Regions from separate parts of the Homo sapiens genome. Here region 1 is linked to region 2. Evidence: read pairs that join two places in POLR2A ChIA-PET (ENCODE). Cell type or tissue: PC-9. All regions are shown on one strand. Each heading gives the region's core, and the rest is flanking DNA. Links, peaks and the distances in the headings are about the cores only. Region 1 overlaps STARD8 (StAR related lipid transfer domain containing 8). Region 2 overlaps OPHN1 (oligophrenin 1).

Region 1 (4,392 bases), core at 287-4,286, 400 kb after region 2:
CAAATTTTCCATGCATTTCTCTGCGGAGGTAGAGTTCAGACTTGGGGTAGGGGACAGAAGCCTGGGGTATTGGGGAAGTTGCAGAGCCACTGGGGCCTGAGCAACGTAGGGATGGCAGCTTCCTGCTCAAATTCCTAATTATCTGGTTTTCCCCTACCAATTGGAGATTTCACTGAAGTTGTGTCTTCTGGACATCCCATAAATTATCCGAGCAAGTCACTGAACCCTCCCGGGCACATAGCATATGTGTTTAAATCCCCCAAACAGTGCCGGACTCATTCAGAACTCAATAAATATTAGCCTGTGTGCCTGGCCAAGTCACTGCTTGAGCCTCAGTCTTTGGGCTTGCACCTCCTCCCTGGCAGCGGTGTGACCGGAGGGAAAGGCAGCGGCGAGGGCCTTGGAGGACCTGCAGGCAGTGCCCCGCCCACCCAGATTTGGGTGACTTTCTGGCGAGTCCGGTGGGCCAGACTGCGCCCCCATTGGCCGAGGGGAGGTGGGCGGGGCGTCCCTACAGCCCTACTCGCCGACGCTCCCTCCCCACTTGAGCTGAGTGGACTCGGGTTGACAACGGCTAAGCAGCCGCGGCAGCTGCTCTTCTGGCTGGCACCGTCACCCCTGCCCGACCCCAGGCCCCGCGTGTGTCCCGGACGGAGCAGTCCCTCCTGGGCTCGCCTCCTGCCCGCTCGCTCTGTGTCAGCGCCCGAACCCAAAGGGGTGGACGCGGCCTCCAGGTAGGAGTCTGGGCGACGGCAGGGGGAGATCCAGACAAACGGGGGCGCCTGGGGCTCCCTCTCCCCGCTTTGCCTCTCTGGCGCGCTCCGGCTCGGCCCTTCTCCTAGCGGTTCCGCCGGGCGGCGTACGCAAGAGACAGGGAGGAAGCGAGCCGAGCCACCCCCGCCCCTGGGATTGGGGGGTCAGAATCGCCGAAATTGGGGGACCCCCGAGCGCGCCAGCCGCGCGTCTTCCAGCGAAGCCTCGCGAGTGGGGCGGTGGAAGGCAGCTGTCCGCCTGTTACCGCCGGGCCCGTGGGTCTCGCAGCCGTCGCTCTGGGGCTTTGGAGGGGCGTTGCAGCTGGCCGGGGGCGGCAGAGCTTCAGGCTCTGTTGCCGGGTCGCGCCAGATCTCCTGCCCTCTCCTTTCTCTGCTTTCGAGGGCATTTCCAGGAAGCCCCCGTCCGGCTGTATGGGTTTTCCCGTCGGCCACTGCCTCATTGCTTTCTCTCCTGAGAAATGCCCAGGACTTCTTGGTATTAAGATAGCTGCGGGGACCAAGCGAAAACGTTTGGACACGTCTCATCTTCATAGGCCTCATTTTCCCATAAAGTCCAAAATGGGTTTGGATTAGAGGAAAGGCTTTTAGTGGAAGTTTTTGGAATTTCCAAATTAGGTAGTGTGGGGTTCTCTCCACGTTCCTCCTGACACTTGTGAAAGTTGCGCGCTGAATTACGACTCAGGAAACTGGGGTTCAGCCAGTCCATGTGACCTTAGGCGAGTCATACTACTGTGTGGGCCATAGTGTTTTCAGCCACACCTCAGGTGGCAGCTTGATTTCAGTATCTAAAGGGCCCGGTCTCTTTCACCCTGACATTTGTTTACTTGGTACCTGGGGTCAGGCTCCTAACTGGCAGGTAAAAGGTTGTCTCTGAGACGCTCGGGGTGGCAGCAGCTATGCACACGGAGAGCTTTGTGGTGATTATGCAGCTAAGCCAGCTGGAAAACTAGAGTGTGCGTGGAGGGGTGGGCGACAGCAGCCAGACCAAGGTAGGGAGAGGTGGGAGTTTTCTTCCAGAGCCTGGGGCCCCAGAGGTTGGGGGCCTCAGAGATTGGGCTGGCTTGGAGCCTATGCTTACCCCCAAGTCCCAGGGCCTGGCTTCTCTCCCAGTCAGAGCCTAAGCGGGGAGGAGGGGTTAATGAATCACACCCAGGGCTATTTTCAAACCCTGACTCCTCCTGTGCGACCTGCTCCCTCCCCACTCTAGGGTTTGCCGCCCCCCCGCCCCCCACACCTGTATTATTGCCCTCTGAGTTTTCCTCTCATTTTCATCCTCCTGGAATGAAAGGGGGACAAATCTTGTCTGCGGATGCGATGGGAAGGTGGGCAGCCCAAAGGCATGGAGAAGAAGGCTGCAGGTGATTTCTGGGTGGCTTTCGCAGTGGGAAGAGTGTGATGGGAAGGGTGGTGTTTTGCTGTAAGGGCATAGGGGTCGGTAGTGAAACTCTTTCACTCTAAAGGTACAGCTGCCATCTAGCTGGACATTCTGGGCTGGTTTTCATTTTAGGGACGTGGCCTTTTGTTAATGTGTTGGACTTTGGATTTTGGATTTCTGCTCCCTAGACCTCTATATTTAGTGCTAGGAAACACCACACTGGACACTGCCTCTCCTGTTTTTGGAGAATTATGCTAAACCTCTCTGTGCATCTACAGCTCCCCTCCCCCACCTAGAGAGGAGAAGCTGCCTACAGATGATATCTGGAGGTGTTTAGAGCAAGAAGGGCTGAACTGAAGGTGTGCAAAGCAAAGGGGCTGTGTGCGCTGTGTGCTTGCTTGAGACAGGGCTTGCAGTGAGTCATGTGGGGAGGATGGCAGAGCCTTCCTTATTCAAACACAATACCTCCTGAGTTCCAGCAGAGAAGCAAAGAAAGTGGCACCAAGAAGACTCGAATGTTGTCCCTCTCTGTCCTCTTAAAGTTTTAAAATTCCATTATTGGGACTACAGATTGGAGAGGGAGCAGAAGACCCCTGTGTCTAGGTTTAGAGGATAGCAACAGGGACACAAAGGCAAGAAGGTCCCAAAGGAAGGAGGGGATGGAGTCTCCAATTGGGAAGCTGTCACAGCTGCAGCTGCTTTGCTGCTAGGAGACTCCTGGAGCTCCTTATTTGAGCCATGGAAAGTTCAGGTTCAACAGATGGCAGGTTTATCACGTGCAGGCTGTGCCCTCACCTCTTTTCTGGCTAGAAGAAAGGGTTGCCTCTGCCTTGAAAAGAAGAGAAGGACCTTTTGCCTTAGGCTCCCAGTTTGGTTAGGATCAGGTGTCATGGCCCTGGGCCTTGGGAAAGCTGTTCAGCAGATAAAATAGGGACAGCAGATTTCAAAGATACAAGGGCTTTAGGGTGGGAAGTGTGAGCTCCCGGAGATCTAGGTGAGTTTTACATTCTTCCCCACCCCACAACAGGGTAGTTGGGCACTGGGTTGGGCACACAGTTGCTGGTGTCAGGTGTTTATTAAGGGGTCTTGGTTTGTGTGTGCGCACGTGTGCATGGGCATGCATTCGGGAAGGGTCCTGGTAGATAGGAATCAGTGGACTGGAGGCCACAGCCTGGGCCCTTGTCACAAGTCTGAAGTGCTGTGTTTGTGGGTGGAGTTTCCTTTTCCCCAGCCCTGCAGGTTGGTAACTTGCATGCTAAACAGTTGCTGTTCCTGTTTACCTCGACCACACACAGGAATTTTAGAACTGAATGTTAAGTTCCCTAGGAGTTCAGGGTGGTGTGGAGCAAAGAACAGGGGATTGGGAGTTGAACATGGGGAGCTTTAACTCCAGGCTCTGCCGCCCCCCTCAAATTCTCCGACTCTGGGTTTCTCCTCATTTTTTCCACTTCACTGGATTAAACTAGGGGATCCATAGCTAAGTGCTTTGTAAACTACCATGTGCTGTATAAATTATTAGTCATTAAGTTTAGGCTTGGTGCTAGGTCTTGTGGAGGACACAGAGTAAAAACCCCCAGTTCCAGGGAATGTACCATCTAGTTTGGGGGTTAGTGGCATAAATAATACATGCCACTAATTATTTATGTATTAAATAATAATACCTTGGTGAGGACTTCAAAAAAATTATTGTGAATAATTTCAAACATATATAAAAATAGAGATAATTAGTGTACTAAGACCCCATGTACCCATCACCCAGTTTCAACAGCCATTTGCCCATGGCCAATCCTGCCCTGTCCATACTCTTATCTACATCATGCCCTTGTTATTTTGAAACAAATCCCAGAAACCTTATCAGTTCATCTATACATATTTCAATACGTATTTCTAAAAGATAAGGATTCATAAAAACAACCATTATCACACCTAAAATAGTTTCTTAATATTATCAAATAACCGGTAAGTGTTCATATTTCCAATTGTTGAGAAGGACTTATTTGCCCTGGACGTCCATTCTGCCCTGGGAAATCCATTCCAGGGAGTGATTGCTTTTGACTGAGGGGAAGGTGACGGACAGAGGCAGTGGCATTTGAGCTGAACCTTGGAAGAGAGGCCCAGGAAAGGTCCCAGCCCAGATGTTAGCCGCCTCTAGGGCTCCAGATCTGGAGGCTGACCCATGGAGGCTTCTTGCGGAGACTTCCTGCCTTTGTTTCTCTAGCAGTAAATGACAGTTCTCACTCTCAC
Region 2 (4,392 bases), core at 219-4,218:
TGGTGGCTCATGCCTATAATCCCTTCACTTTGGAAAGCCGAGGTAGGCAGATCGCTTGAGCTCAGGAGTTCACGACCAGTCTGGGCAACATGATGAAATTCAACTCTACGAAAAAAGCTACAAAAATTAGGGCCAGGTGCTGTGGCTCACACCTGCAATCCCAACACTTTGGGAGGCCGAGGCAGGTGGATCACTTGAGATCAGGAGTTTGAGACAAGCCTGGCCAACATGGTGAAACCCCATCTCTACCAAAAATACAAAAATTAGCCAGGGGTGGTGGTGAGCACCTGTAATCCCACCTACCCAGGAGGCTGAGGCAGGAGAATTGCTTGAACCTGGGAGGTAGAGGTTGCAGTGAACTGAGATCGTGCCTCTGCACTCCAGCCTGGGTGACAGAGCAAGACTCCATCTCAAAAAAAAAAGAAAGAAAGGGAAAAAAAAGCGACAAAAATTAGCCAGGTGAGGTGTGCTTTCTGGCTGCTCAGGAGGCTGAGATGGGAAAATCAAATGAGCCTGGGAGGTCAAGGCTGCAGTGAGCCACAGTCCTGCCACTGCACTCCAGCCTAGGTGACAGAGCCAAACCCTGATTAAAAAAAAAAAAAATCCCACTTAAGCTACTTATTAGCTATGTGATCCTGGGCAAGTTTCTTAACCTCCATTAGCCTCATTCACCTCCTTAAAATTGCTCTGAGAATTAGATAGTGTACACAAAGCAGTAGGCACACAGTAGGTACTCAGTATACGGAAGCTAATAATAATCTTTTTGTTCATTTCCATATTTTTATAATAAAGCATGTTTATATTATAATGCAAAGATACCAATAAACTCAATTATTACTTTTTTTAATGAAAACTGCCTAAGATCATGTAGTCAGTAAATAAACAGGTCAGAGTCTGAACTCAGGTCCAGCCAAATCCAAGACCATGTTTCTAAATCCTACCATATCCCCATGAAGAAAAGTGAGCCAAGATATAAGGGTCATTGCTATGGATACAATATGGTGGCAGGAACAGGATAGAGAAGAGAGCTCAGAGTGAAAGATTACTGGAGTCCAAGAGACCTTAATGAGGGAGAAAGAGTAAATGGCAGACAGGCCTGAAGCCTGGGCCTGCCAAATGATGCTCCTGAGAAAATGACATTCACTTTGCTAGATCTCTCAACAAATAGGAACGTCTTGGGATCATTTTGTACCACTTACTTGACCCTGGCTGGCACTTAACCAGCAGTCAGTCTCCAGATCAGTCAGAAGGGAAATGGGCAAAAAGGTACAAAAAGCCTATGAGAATAGGGGGCTCATGTTCAGCAGTCTCCTCACTCTGCATGAGTGCCATCTTCTTCACTCAAATTCCCCAGTGGAACCTCAGAGGGCCTGGGAGCTTTGAAAGGACACTGGGTTGTGCCCTGCTTTGTGAATCCCGGACCACTGAGTGTGGAACTGAGACCAGGGCTCCAAGAAAGCAGCCAGTGTTAAGACATCCCACATCCTTCTGTGTTCTGAAAAATGGTTAGACTGCAAAGTCTATATATAGACTTTGCACCTCATATATAGCATCAATCTCCATTCTTCTTCATGCCTCCCATAAGACTTGCAGGTGACTCCCTTGTTTACCTGCCTCTACAATACCCCAATTTTCTTCCATTTCTTTGAGATGTTCCTCATTAATAAAGGTTCTCCCTATGGCAATAACTTCCTTAATTGTCCAGTGCATAGTTTTGGTGCTTTTTGTTTTATCGTCTGAGTTGCACAGGAAGCACCATGAAATCAAAAGAGATGTTCAGACTTCCCTAGCTTAAATGGGCTAAACGTTACCAATGTACATATTTCAGAAATTGAATGCTATACAGGAAGTTCTTAGAGAACGATCAATGTTCTTGCTTTCCACAGTATGTTTTATTAAGATTTCTCAATCTCTTTACTTGATATTCTTTTGGGTGGCTGGGGGTTGTTCAATCAATCCTCCCACCTCAGCCTCCTGAGTACCTGGGATTACAGGTATGCATCGCTGAGCCCAGCTTTACTTGATATTATTGATATATTCTTGGTATATTCTAACTATAAGCTTGCTATGTTCATGGTATATTATGTCAGAATTATTATGTTATGTCTGAAGACTTTTTTCTTCATAAAGGTTGTTTACCAATTTTTATAAATATAATATTCACTCTTCCTTGAAAATAGTGTTATTATGATTATAGATTTTTTGTAAAATCTTTTTATGGATTGATATTTCTTTTGTTTTATATGCCACATAAATCCCATGTATTTTTCAGTTGCATTATTCTTCTGGTAATAAAATTTCATCAAGTCTTCCACTTTTGAAAATGATCAGTAATAAGTTGGCCACTGCCATTTTAAGTCCTTTCTCATCTACACATAGGTTTTTATGTTTTAATCTGATGCTTCCCTGAAAGCATTTAGAATCAGCTCCTAGGCTCAAGTGAGTCACTCACATTTGCCTTCCAAAGTGCTGAGATTACAGGCATGAGGCACCGTACCCAGCCCAATTATCACCTTCTCATATGACTTCGAGTCATGGAGAACTAAAACCTGACGGCCCAGATCCCAATAGAGACTTCTGATTACCTTGTATTTTCTCTTTTCCTCAGGATCTGAGAAGAAGCCCTATGCACTCAAGCCCAATAACTTGATATAAACCTCTAAGGGCTTATCACCACAGCAGAAGGTGCATTGGGCTAGAACTTTCCCCAGAAAAGCTATTGCCTGTGCTAAGAAAGTCTGGCAAAATATTTGGTTCATGCATGCCCCTATATGAAAGATAATCAATATTGTGAACAATGTCACCAACTGACATATGAGCTTAAGAGCTTCAAGATGTATAACCAAAAGATTTTCCCCCCACCAATCTCATGAAAATCACTGAACCTTCAGAATTCAACTCCTGGCTCTTTACTTAAATACAATCTTTTACATTAGTGCTTCTTTTTTCATTTTAGCCATTCCTCTTTTAAGATGCCTGACCTCCAGGACTCTAAAACAACTGACATTTGCCACCACTTCTCAAAAGATACTTCAACTGGTTTTGTAGAAAAAAATACCAACAAAAGCCCTCAAGAGACTATTTCTTAGTCCCTTCTTTATCTCAACCAAGAGGTTTATGATCTGCTGTGAGTTGTTTAGCAATGAATAATATTCACATTAAACAAAAATCAGGATCAGGGGACTGACAATGTTAAACCCTCATGTCTCAGAAACCAGTAATGGGTGGCTGATGGAACTTTCCATCTAGAAGTCTGACCTTAAATCAATCTTCTTGGTCCACAAAGGTGTTTCTTTAAATATGTTAGCATAACTGGGGTGGAAATGTGATTTACAGTCTGAGATTTAGAACATGACTTTTATTCCCCCAGGCATAAACAAACAACCCACTAAAACCCCATGGGTGACATTTTCTGGAAAAGATGTAGCAAGGTAGATGCACAGAATAAAAGAACTATGCTATCAGGGTTCACCTAATGGATGCCATGCTCTGCTGATGACAAGATTGAAATTTGAAGTTAAAATACGAGGCCCTCTGAAGATCCTCACCAAATAATTCCCAGGTACCCAGGCTGTAAACTTTAAGGAGGTATATTCACTCTCAAGTGCCAGCCTGTACTTGCACAACCCTGAGAGTAAGTGCCTCCTTAAATCTGAGCCCTAGCCACCTGCCTTGTTTCACCTTAACCCTGGAACTGACTCAGATATCACTTCTCTGAGAAGGCTTCCATGTTTATTCTCCGCATCATCCCGTCCCCCAATACATATACACACCAGTCTGAATTAGGGGCTACCATGTGCTTACCTCTACCATAGTCCTTATCACATTGTGTTACCATTGCCTATTTAGTTATCCACCTCCTTTAATAGACTATGAGCTCCTTGAAGGCAGGAAGATGTGTTCTATGTCTCTGAATCCCTTGTTTATGTCATTTAGTGGACACGCTACCTATTTACTAATGAACAAAAATACATATAAGGGATCCTGAGAAAAGAGTAACCTGGCCGGGTGCAGTGGTTCACGCCTGTAATCCCAGCACTTTGGGAGGCCAGGGTAGGCGGATTACCTGAGGTCAGGAGTTCAAGACCAGCCGGGCCAACATGGTGAAACCCAGTCTCTACTAAAACTACAAAAAATAGCCGGGCATGTATTTACGCATGCCTGTAATCCCAGCTACTCGGGAGGCCGAGGCAGGAGAATCTCTTGAACCCGGGAGGCGGAGGTTGCAGTGAGTCGAGATCACGCCACTGCACTCCAGCCTGGGTGACAAGAGTGAGACTCTATCACAAAAAAAAAAAAAAAAAAAAAAAAAAAAAGTAAGCATATTCTCTTAAGCCTATGTGGCAAACAGGCCTCTTTCTAGCTCATGGTGCTATGGTGACATTGCAAGTC

Evidence for each region. Peaks named below come from ENCODE experiments on the same cell type or tissue, not always from the same donor. Only the 100,000 strongest peaks of a DNase experiment are listed, where the experiment ranks them.
Region 1: POLR2A ChIA-PET joins it to region 2 with 10 read pairs; 1 of 35 experiments calls an interaction of 5 or more read pairs at or near these places.

The regions. Positions count from the first base shown.
Region 1 is chrX:68,693,093-68,697,484 of GRCh38, forward strand. The region is part of intron 2 of STARD8 (StAR related lipid transfer domain containing 8); the gene reads left to right. Among named protein-coding and RNA genes, the nearest start is that of STARD8, 48 kb to the left of the region's middle. RefSeq lists a silencer at 471-660. In PC-9, for the core only: no CTCF peak of the experiment used is centred there; no DNase peak of the experiment used is centred there; H3K4me3 peaks cover 1,116 bases.
Region 2 is chrX:68,290,187-68,294,578 of GRCh38, forward strand. All of the region lies in intron 3 of OPHN1 (oligophrenin 1), which reads right to left. Among named protein-coding and RNA genes, the nearest start is that of OPHN1, 140 kb to the right of the region's middle. In PC-9, for the core only: no CTCF peak of the experiment used is centred there; a DNase peak (open chromatin) is centred at 2,465.